2 separate regions of the Homo sapiens genome follow, and region 1 is linked to region 2. Evidence: read pairs that join two places in POLR2A ChIA-PET (ENCODE). Cell type or tissue: A673. All regions are shown on one strand. Each heading gives the region's core, and the rest is flanking DNA. Links, peaks and the distances in the headings are about the cores only.

The links. ChIA-PET counts read pairs that join two places held together with the same protein. Peaks named below come from ENCODE experiments on the same cell type or tissue, not always from the same donor. Only the 100,000 strongest peaks of a DNase experiment are listed, where the experiment ranks them.
Region 1: POLR2A ChIA-PET joins it to region 2 with 11 read pairs; 2 of 35 experiments call an interaction of 5 or more read pairs at or near these places.

Annotation. Positions count from the first base shown.
Region 1 is chr1:114,149,348-114,154,719 of GRCh38, forward strand. It overlaps SYT6 (synaptotagmin 6), which reads right to left and starts at 4,522. Exons shown (of 8, transcript NM_001253772.2): 1 at 4,263-4,522. The coding sequence starts at 4,425. In A673, for the core only: CTCF peaks have their summits at 2,742 and 4,360; DNase peaks (open chromatin) are centred at 3,074, 3,794, 4,504 and 5,094; H3K4me3 peaks cover 4,864 bases; H3K27ac peaks cover 4,108 bases.
Region 2 is chr1:113,947,136-113,952,507 of GRCh38, forward strand. All of the region lies in intron 2 of HIPK1 (homeodomain interacting protein kinase 1), which reads left to right. Among named protein-coding and RNA genes, the nearest start is that of HIPK1-AS1, 20 kb to the left of the region's middle. RefSeq lists a silencer at 4,658-4,858. In A673, for the core only: a CTCF peak has its summit at 2,208; a DNase peak (open chromatin) is centred at 2,186; H3K4me3 peaks cover 159 bases; H3K27ac peaks cover 1,937 bases.

The DNA.
Region 1 (5,372 bases), core at 227-5,226, 200 kb after region 2:
AATTCAGGGCTGGGGGGAGGGGAGCAGAGGGCTTTTGCTTCCTTTGCTTCTTTCAGAGATCCAGACTGAGCTACCAATGGGGATAATTAGCAGAGTCCAAACAGAGAAGGAATTAATGCTCCTGAAAAAGCTGTGATGAGGAGAGACAATGCCAAGCTAATTACGGCCGCACCAAGCTTTATGACTGGGCGCTCACTTCCACCATCATTAGGGGATTCAGAGCTAAATCGGAGACTAATGTGGAGTGTTACAGCTAACAGAACATTGGCACTAATTTAACAATTATTAATATTATTAGTTTGGTGGATGGTAACTGTACCTTTCTGCTTGAGGGGTCAGGGCATGTGGCCCTTCTGAATGTGGGATCAAGGCTGGAGTGATGGAGGTGGAGGGCAGACAGCCAGAAATTCTTTTCCCTCTATGCTTCTCTCCCTGTTTGTACCTGCAACTAGTGAGAGGAGGGGTCTGCCTGGGTCCTCGGGGAGCAAGAAAGAGTTCAGTGCTCCTAGAAGAAAGAAGGGAGGGATGAGGTTGTGTCATTATACTTGGAGGGTCCAGATCTGGATGCCCCTGTTTATTTCTACTTTCAGAGACTCCTCTGATTTCAGTTCCTAAGTGTGACTCAGTCCTTAGAGGCTTCTTTTCCTAAGCAAGAATAGAAAGGGTGCCACCCAGTTTAGTCGGAACTTTGTCTTAGCATGCTTTCCCCACTCCAGACAACCCTATACAGACCATAAAGAAACCTGGTTTGATCCAGATGCCTCAATGCCACTCCTCACTATTTGCAGCCACATGTTATACCCCTAACTCTGTGGACAGGGAAGATAAACTTCAGACAGTTAGAAGAGAACATGTCTTTTGTACAGAGCTTAGAGGGATGACACATACTGAAACCACCATCCCTACTTGACGTTCTCATCAAAGTCAGAGGGAGAAGAAAACTTCTAGAACTATAAATCTAAGGGCTCTACAACTCTTAGATACTGGACCCTGCTTCTAGAACTCTAAAGCTCAAAACACACTAGTCAGAATATCATCTCCTTGGGTTCTAAAGGATTGTGCATTGTACCTTTCCTCAAAAAGGGCAAAATCTGCAGAATTCCATCCTTCCAGTGAGAAGGACAAACATCACATAAATTTCATGGCCACAAGTAAACTGGAGTTAACCACTCCCGGCTGCCAGCCTAAGAAAAACAGGGAAGCTTGAGGTCTCCTGTCAGGTTTCTGCATTTGCTGGAGCACTTCTGGACCTCTGCTTGCTACCTTAAGTCCAGAACCCATGCTGACCATACCTAAACCTCTGCAGCTTGGCTTATGGAAAAAGTTCATTCATTTCTACAAGGCAAATGACACAATGAAAGGTGGAGAACTGCTTATTAGTGTTCACTTGGGGTGTATTAAGGAGAATAGCAGGCCTATGGCTTCAGAGTTTTTAAAGAAAAAGGGGAAACTTGCTTTTAGTTTGGACAGTTTGTGTACAGGTGTTTCCAAGTCAGGGTCTGATTAACTGAGACTTCCTGTGCAATTCCTAGCACAGACTCTAGCCTATAGAGGAGTCTCAGCAAATGACAGTGGAGTCTGAATCTCAGTCTCAGGGTGTTACTAGAAATCTGTAAGCTAGAGACTTAGAACAGGAAGAAGTCAAGGGAAAACATAAAATGGTAAACAGAGCTGGGCCTGCTCTAGCCACTTGCATTTTTCATAAAACTGCAACAAATGAAAAGCTCTAGCATTGTGCTGGTTGGAGAATCTGGACCCAGAGAGCAGGCTGGGAGGCGGAACAGCTGGGGCCTGGTCCTGAACTCCATGGCATCTCCCCAGACCCTCTGGTCACCTAAATTCTCAAAATCCCAAGGCCACTCTCAACCACTATCTTTCTCTTGCTATGATCAAAGGGTCTGCTCCTGCCTCCCCATATCCCTTTCAGCCTCTCAGCTTGGACCCTGGGCTTCCTGGGACTTGTGACTCAGCAGCCAAAGTTAAAGTTTTCCTGAGCTAACAACTAGAACTCATCTTCTGATGCAGCCTGCAGGGAAGGCATAGTAATTCATCTGGGCCTGCCGACTCTCACCCCTCAGGCTTTTCTCACCCTCAACCTGGCCATCCAGGCACCTGTCATTCCAGATTATGGGTATCTCTGTGGAGTCAGAACACCTGTGCCTCCCCCTACCAAGATGTGCTGCACACATACAGCCCTGCCCCACTTCCAGCAACTTCCACCGTCACCCCCAGCATTTCTGCCCTGAACAGACAGGAGAGTCAGCTTCCATCCCAGATGGAACTCCACAGGTATGTTCTCACCCTCTAGGCTCTGAGGGTCAGGACCAGCATTAAGGCTCCACTGGAGATGGATCATTGGTGGAAAAGACGGAAGGGAGCTGGGGAGTAGGGAGAGGCAGGAAGAGGCTCCCTGATAGGGAAAATTCTGTGTCTGGTGTGTATGCGTGGTGTAGGAGGGGATGGCACCAGAGAACCAGAGTCTTATAATAATAACTTGTTAGGCCTAATGTGTTCTGCGAATCTCCAAGGCAGGGAATCAACTTCCCCAACCTCCATCTCTGTACCACCCTCTAAAAGTTCTTTATGTCTAACCTCAGTCCCTTCTGCTGCAGTGATCAAACCATTGACTAAACATTGCCACAACTAGGGACAGCAGCGCCTCCTACGACCCTCACAGGGCTCAGGTGGGCTCCGCTCACCCCAAGGCTGGATACAGCCCCCTCACACACACAAGCCTCCCCTTGGCCCACCGCCCCCTCCCCCGAACTGCTCCTCACGGGTATCTACCTCTATATACGACCTTTAACCTCAAGTGAAAGAAAACAGGACCCTGGGACCTGCAGCCGCTGGGGAGTTTACCCCACCTGTACCTGCTCCCAGAACCGCCGGTCCCTGGCTTCTCGTCCCTGGAGCAGCGCGTGGGGACCAAATTCCCGCCTCTGGCAGCCCCTTTCTCCCCTTCCCGCGCCAGCGGTGCAGAGCCACTGAGCAACTCCCGAGTGCTCCTAGGCCCAGCGCTACTGGGGTCGGGGTGGGGGAATAAGGAGGGATGGAGCCTGCAGAGTCTCCTGGAACCCCGGCGTCCTGGTCCTTGCAGGATCTCCCCACCCCCACTCCGCATTATCTCCAGGCCTCTCACTCCCCCAGCCCCTCCCCCATGGAGGGGACGCGACCCAGTACTCCCTCCCGCCCCGGACCCTCCAGATATCGGGACAAAGAAGCCCCGCGGCAGCCGGCGAGCGTGGCTGCCGGGCACTGGTGCAGCAGGTAAATACCCTGGGCCGGCCGCCACGTCGCCGACCCTCCCGCAGCTCCCGCCGCCAGGGCGCGACACGCCATTCCCCCTGCCGCGACTCCCCGGAGACGCCGCAGCTGCGCGCCAGGGTCCAGCCCGGCGGGGATCGGGCTCGGGACTCACCCGCTCCGGCGAGCTCGACTCAGCTCGGGCTCCCGCCTCGGCTAGGCAGCCGCCTGGGGCTGCGTCCCGCGCAGGGTCAGCGCGGATCGGGCAGGAGGCGCCCTCTTGGCAAAGTCGGCTAGAGGCGCCAGCTCAGTCGCGCACCGGCCCCGAGTCCGAGTCCGAGAGGGACGGAGGGAGCGAGTTATAGGGGCGAGAGGGGGTGGGGGAAGGACGCCGCAACACCCTCATACCCTCCCCCACCCCGCCCCCTGTCCCCCGCCCCCCAGCGGAGACGCGGAAAACCACTCGCAGCCGGAGAGACACCCGGACACAAAGACCTCGTGCCAGCCGCAGACCCAAGTTTCTCCCGGAGAGACTGGGGGTCCGCCCGCGTTCACCGCGAGAACACACAAACGGACGGACAGACCGACGCACGGACCCGGGGACCTCGACACTCGCTAGGAGGCAAGCCCTATTCCTCAGCCGGGCGCCCCTCGTCTCCCGCTCTCTCCATGGACCCCTCTCCTGGCAAATCGCCCGCAGAGCGAGCTTGGAGATGCGAGGGAAACTGAAGCCCCAAGGGTGCCCCGTCCTGGGAGCCTGGCTGTCTGCGGGGTCCCCCGCATTCCGCAGTAGTAATACAGGAGGGCCGGGGGCTTCTACCCCAACCTCCGCTCCCCTTCGGGTCTCTCCTGGCTGTGCAAGCGATGGGCCAGAGGGCTGGACGAGGCTGGCTCCCAATCCAGAATCCCGAGCTGGGGAGTTCTCTCTAGGTTCTGGGGCTCCTGGGACCGGGGCTTTGGGGAAGGGAGATCGCAGGACGGATATCCAGGAAGGGAGGGGGCCCTGGGTCTCCCGTTACCTGCGCCTGCCGCGCTGGGACTCCGCTCTGGGGGCTGCAGCTCGAAGCTCCGACAAGTCTCCACGTCCAGCCCGAGAGGGGGCGGCCGGGCCCGGCACAGCGAGGCGAGGACCGCGAGCGCCTCCTGGCACCGAGGCCCGCCGGCCCCCCACACTCCGCTCATGCCCTAGACACCCAGGCTTGCCGAGCAGCAGCTCGAACCCGCGCCCCGGCCGCACTGGGGCGGGGCACGACGGCCCCAAGAAGACCCTCCCTGCAGCGGCCCCCTGCGGCTCCGCTCTGCTTTTAATCACTTCCCCGCAGGGTCCCCGCCCCTCACGTGGCATCCCGCGGCAGCTGGCGAGTCTGGCGCCTCGCGGCCGCCCCCTCTACACTCAGGGACTGGCCTGAGTCCGGGGGGTGGGGGTTTCGAGGCGGGAAGCCGGGCTGTCCCGAATCTCGGAGGGTGCAAGGCCAGGAAAGAGTCCGGGTTCCCACTCCGCATTCACTGCCTGGTGTGACCTTGGGCGTCTCTGAGCCTCAATTTTCCTCTCCGTAAAGGAGGTGTAATGATTTTAAGTACTTCACGGACTCCCTGGGGATAGAAAGATCGTGTTTGTGAAAACACTGGGTAAACTGCCACATGCCACACGAATGACAGAGAAATAGATAACCCCGTAACAGAAAGAGCGACGGTCAGGCAGGGTCTGGGAGGACCTTGGCCGAGGTTCCTGACGGGAGCAGTTAGACTGGCCCCCGAGTCCCAGCTTCGGAGGTAGAAGACCCCAAGACAGGCGGGCGATGCGAACTGCAAGACTTTCCGAGCTCCGCAATCCTGCGGTCCGCGGTACCCGCATGTTGCTATGGCGACGGGAGGCAGCGGCCGTCTCTCTCCATGGCAACGGGAGGGAAAAGTTTCTGGCAAACAGGAATGGGGGGTCATTTCAAGAGGGCGCAGGGCGCTCAGTTCCGCCGACCCACCTCCTTGCTTCGGTGAAACAGCACCAGAGATCATGTATCTTTCTGCTAAGCATAACAAGAAAGACAGAAAGCTCAACGGGAGGATTGAGGCTAGACTTAAAGTAGAGATCCCCTCAGAAACTGTGGAGTGAGGCCCAGGAACAGATCGGC
Region 2 (5,372 bases), core at 211-5,210:
TAAATTTGCCAACTTGCTGTGTCCATTGGCCCTGGGCATGGCTAAATGATTCAGGCAGTGGAAATAATATACTTTACTCTCTGGCTCACTGTAAATGTGCACAGACTCCAAGCAAAGCTCCTGTCTTTCGGGCTTGAGTTTTAGAGACAAAGGTTTGCCATGCTTACAGGCTGAATGTTTTTCCCTACTGAACAAACTAGCCAGCCTTTATTTCAAGCTGAATCACTTTGTTACTTACGGAAGGAAAAGGTCTAGAGAAGGAAAACGTATCTTCCATTTATCCTAGACAAACAAATAATCTAATTTCCTCTGGCAGTCAAAATATAGTTTCACCTAAGCCACTGATGCAGGAAGTTAGGTTTTATGTAACCTCTCTAATTGGTAAGTAAGTAGGTTTGATGTCTCTGAGATAGGAAGAAAGAAACGAAAATGTTCATGAAAATAATCAGAGTGATTTGTGTTAAGTGATCCTAACCTTAGCTTGCTCTGGGTGCCAGTGAAATTAACCTCAACAATGTTGGTTGGAAGAATTTTTCAACTTAAAGAAGTTTGAAGTTGGGGAATCAAAAGGCAGGGATTGTTGTTTCTATCACTTAGCTGTAATAACCAGAGCCTGTTTAGTATTTGTTTTTTAAGGATGGGATGTGTCTTCAAAGAGGAGACTTGCCATGTTCAAAGCACAATTAATGCCATTTTCCTACTGAAGTGAACACTGCCAGTTTTTAACAGTTTCTTTCACTTTCCTGTGCTTCTGTAGATAACCTTTTTTACTGCCCAGTTGTTGGAATGTTACAGCTGGAAAGGGACCTAGAAGAGTAATTATCTAACTCTGTTTCCTTATTACACAAATGAGGTAGAACCAGAGTTTTACGTGTCTGTAGAGTTTATATTGAGGGATTAAGAAATAAGGAGGCCAAGAGGAAAGATGTAATGAAAATAATTCTAATAATTATAATCTGGATTCACAGTTTAAAGTATTCAGTCCTTAGAGATAAACCTGCTCTAGTGATGCCTTACTGTTCAGTAAAGTAGAAAATAACTTGTCTTTTTGCTTCGTAGAGTTTGGGTAAGTCTAACATTTATAGGCCCAAATAATACAAAACCCTCAGTGAACTAAGCAGCCTTACTGCTTTTTTGTTTGTTTTTGAGACAGGGTCTCAGGCTGGAGTGCAGTGGCGCAATCATGGCTCACTGCAGCCTTGACCTCCTGGGCTCAAGTGATCCTTCCACCTCAGCTTCCTGAGTAGCTAGAACTGCAGGCATGCACCACCATACCTGGCTAATTTTTTAAATTTTTTTGGTAGAGATTGGGTCTTGCTGTGTTGCCTAGGCTGGTCTCAAACTCCTGCTCAAGTGATCCTCCTGCCTTGGCTTCCCAAAGTGCTGGGATTATAGGTGTGAACCGCCGTTTCTGGCCGTATTTTTTTTTTTTTTAAACTGCTTTCCTTTTTTTGTTTTTCCTTTTGCTATTTGCCTTTTTATAAGGTAGATACGGTAGAGTTGCTGTTTTGACTGAGCTTTTGCTGGAAGTCCTTAGCTGCTTTTGTCACTCCAAAAGCAGGGTGAGACCAAATGAAAAAACTTTCAGCTAATCTTCAGTTTTTTTTTTTAATTAAATGGGACTTGGGGGCTGTGGAAGTGATATTTTCCTTAATTTCCCAGAAAACTTTAAGCTCGAGACAGTTATCATATATTATTGCTACCTTTTTTATTTTTTTCTGAGACGGAGTTTCGCTCTTACGCCCAGTCTGGAGTGAATTGACGTAATCTTGGCTCACTGCAACCTCTGCCCCCCGGGTTCAAGCGATTCTCCTGCCTCAGCCTCTGGAGTAGTTGGGATTACAGGCGCCTGCCACCATGCCCAGCTAATTTTTGTATTTTTAGTAGAGACTGGGTTTCATCATGTTGGCCAGGCTGGACTTGAACTCCTGACCTCAGGCCATCCACGTGCCTTGGCCACCCACAGTGCTAGGATTATAGGCGTGAGCCACCGCGCCTGGCCTGTTATCGCTACCTTTTAAAGAAGAAAGTTATAGAGTGGCCTGGCCATTCTCTGTGACCTACCTTTTGGACTTTAAAATGTCTTTCTAGTATGGTAGGAATAGCAAAATCAATATGCTGCCCTCCAATTGATGCTTTGGAATGTTCTAAACCCAGTTTTTATTTTGGCTCATTGCCAGTTGTGCTCCCCCTGCCAGCTATTTTTGGCATTGTCATGAACTTGGAAATTAATGATTCTGCTCACTAGGAGTAGAAAATTTTGTTCCTTTTCAATTTTAGAAAAGCTTTTATGTTGTTTCTGGGTAGTCTTACTAGCTTATTAATGCGCCTGTCAAACTTGTGCAGTGTTGAAAACATGCCATTATGGTTGAGATTTCACTGAACTCTGAAATTCCATCAGTAATATGTGCCTCTAGCCACCTGCAACAGGAATATCACTTTTGAGGGTTACTTCTTTTCTTTTCTTTTTTTTTTTTTTTTGAGACAGAGTCTTACTCTGTCACCCAGGCTGGAGTGCAGTGGCACTGTGTCAGCTCACTGCAACCTCCGTCTCCTGGGTTCAAGCAATTCTCCTGCCTCAGCCTCCTGAGTAGCTGGGATTACAGGTGCCCGCCACCACACCTGGCTGATTTTTTATATTTTTAGTAGAGATGGGGTTTCACCATGTTGGCCAGGCTGGTCTCAAACTCCTGACTTCAGGTGATCCAGCCTCCTCGGCCTCCCAAAGTGCTTGTATTACAGGCATGAGCCACCGCACCCGGCCAGTTATTTCTTTGGTAAACAAAACCACAGTTCAAATTAAATACTACAAAAACTGATGATATTGGTGGTTCCACCCATAGCTGTTAAAAAGTGTAAGCCCGAAGAGGCCTGGGTCGACTGCTATTTGTATTTAAGGATCAGAAAAGCTTTCAGGCCCTGTGGAGTCCCCAGATTTACTGTTTTCTAAGGGCCACTATTTATGTATAAATACTAGGGGAGGATTTTTTTTTTCTTCTATGCCTAGTTTGCTTAGATGGGGAGGGATATTCTTATTTAGGGAAATTATATTCTCCTTGCTTAATCCTTGCCTTCCCTCAACCCCCTGCACATATACACAAAACAACAATAAGCACATATCACTTGAAAGTAGTTTGAGAAACCTGGGTATTCTGTGAGGAGACACGGCCAGTTAGATGGTTCTTCACGGAAAGATCTGTTTTCCATTTAACTCCTGTAACATGAGGAATCTGAATCTGGATCTGGATCTGGATCTGGAGTGTCCTTATAGATTATAATTCCATGACTTGTAAGAAAGAAAGGAAATTATTTGGAGAAGATGATCCAGTGCCTAAGAGCTGAAATCTTGGATCCAAATAGCTTGGGTACCATCCTTTTTCTTTTGTTGAGATGGAGTCTCGCTCTGTCGCCCAGGCTGGAGTGCAGTGGCAGATCTCAACTCATTGCAACTTATGCCTCCCAAGTTTAAGTAATTCTCTTGCCTCAGCCTCTGAGTAGTTGGGATTACAGCTGCCCGCCACCATGCCCAGCTAATTTTTGTATTTTTAGTAGAGATGGAGTTTCACCGTGTTGACCAGGCTGTTCTCGAACTCGTGACCTCAAGCAATCCACTCACCTTGGCTTCCCAAAGTGCTGGGATTACAGGTGTGAGCCACTGCGCTGGCCAAGGGCACCATCTTTTAGTAGTTATGTAGCCTTGGGCAAGTTACTTTAACCTCTTAGTGCCAGTTTCTTCATCTGTAAAATGGAGGTAATACTTTTATTGCATAGAATCTAACATGCCATTGATTATAAGATACATTATTTTTGTACCACTTAAAAAAGGAAAAGCGCTGCCATTAAACTAAAATATACCATCATTTGTAAGAATCTTCTTAATTTCAGAGGTGCTAACATGTAAAAAGATGTGTATCTTAGAATTGATGACATCATAATAATACTTTGATAGGATTGTTGTAAGGATTAAGTGACTCAACATTTATAAAGAACTTAGAACAGTGCATGGCACATAGTAGGCAATATTTATGTGTCATTTATTATTATTGCTATTAGTGTTACCTATTATTTTCTTTTTGAACCCACTTATTGCCTAATTAGTCATAGTTTGACAATTGCCCTTGTATTCCACCATGTCAAATATAAATTTACATAGATGAGTATGTACTTTTACTTATTGAGAAACAGTGTAATATATAATATACTCAATTCTGGAGCCAGATTGCAGGGATTCAAATCCTAGCTCTGCCACTTATTTGACTGTGACTCTAGGCCAATAACTTAATCTTTCTTTTTCTCAGTTTCTTCTTCTGTAATGGGGATAATAATTCTATTTTAGATGTGTTCGTATATATAAACGTCTGAGTTATGGATTACCTTAGTCATCTCTTTAAAGTTCCCTAGCATTTTATTTCTCACTTGGACTGTTAATGAATATTTCTAAAAAGCACACTAAGAGTTCAAAGTTTTAAAATAATGGTAACATAATACTGTTATTATATCTAACACCTACTAGTATTTACCATGTGCCATGCACTGGTCTAAAAGCTTTCATATATTTATTTAAGCTTCACAACAACTCTATGTGGTGGGAACTCTTACTGTCTCCATTTTATAGATGAGGAACCTGAGGCACAGAGAGATCAAGTAATATACCTGCAGCTATTAAATGATGGAACTAGGATTCAGACCCTGACAGGCTGGCTCTAGAGAGTGTGCTGTCAACACCATGTCTCTTCAGAAGGCATTTCTTTTTCTTTTTTTTTTTTCCAGAAGGCATTTCTGTCATGAAGGGTTATTTATTGACCAGGGCTTTTTTTTTTTTTTTTTGGACTGTCTTGGGTCTCCTAGGCTGGAGTGTAGTGGTGTGATCTTGGCTTACTGCAACCTCTACCTCCTGGGTTCAAGCGATTCTTTTGTCTCAACCTCCTGAGTAGCTGGGATTACAGGCGCCCACCACCACACCTGACTCATTTTTGTATTTTTAGTAGATTTGGGGTTTCACCATATTGGCCAAGCTGGTCTTGAACTTCTGACCTCAGGTGATCCACCCGCTTCGGCTTCCCAAAGTGCTGGGATTACAGGCATGAGCCACTGTGCCCAGTTGACCAGGCCTTTTAATTGATTTTTTTTTTTTATGATTGAAATGGTGCTAGGAATAATAATAAAAAAAATCTATTATCCCTTATCTGTGATTGCAAAATTCAGAAAGCTCTCATAAATGAAAATTTTTCTTTAAGTTTGGTATAAATTCATTTAATTGGCAAGACCTGACTTGAACCATTGTTAAGCTATTTGAAGTCTTTATTTAGCCAACTTAGTATGACTGTTCCATGTTTTGTTGCAGAAATATTAATGTGTTTGATTATAGTGCA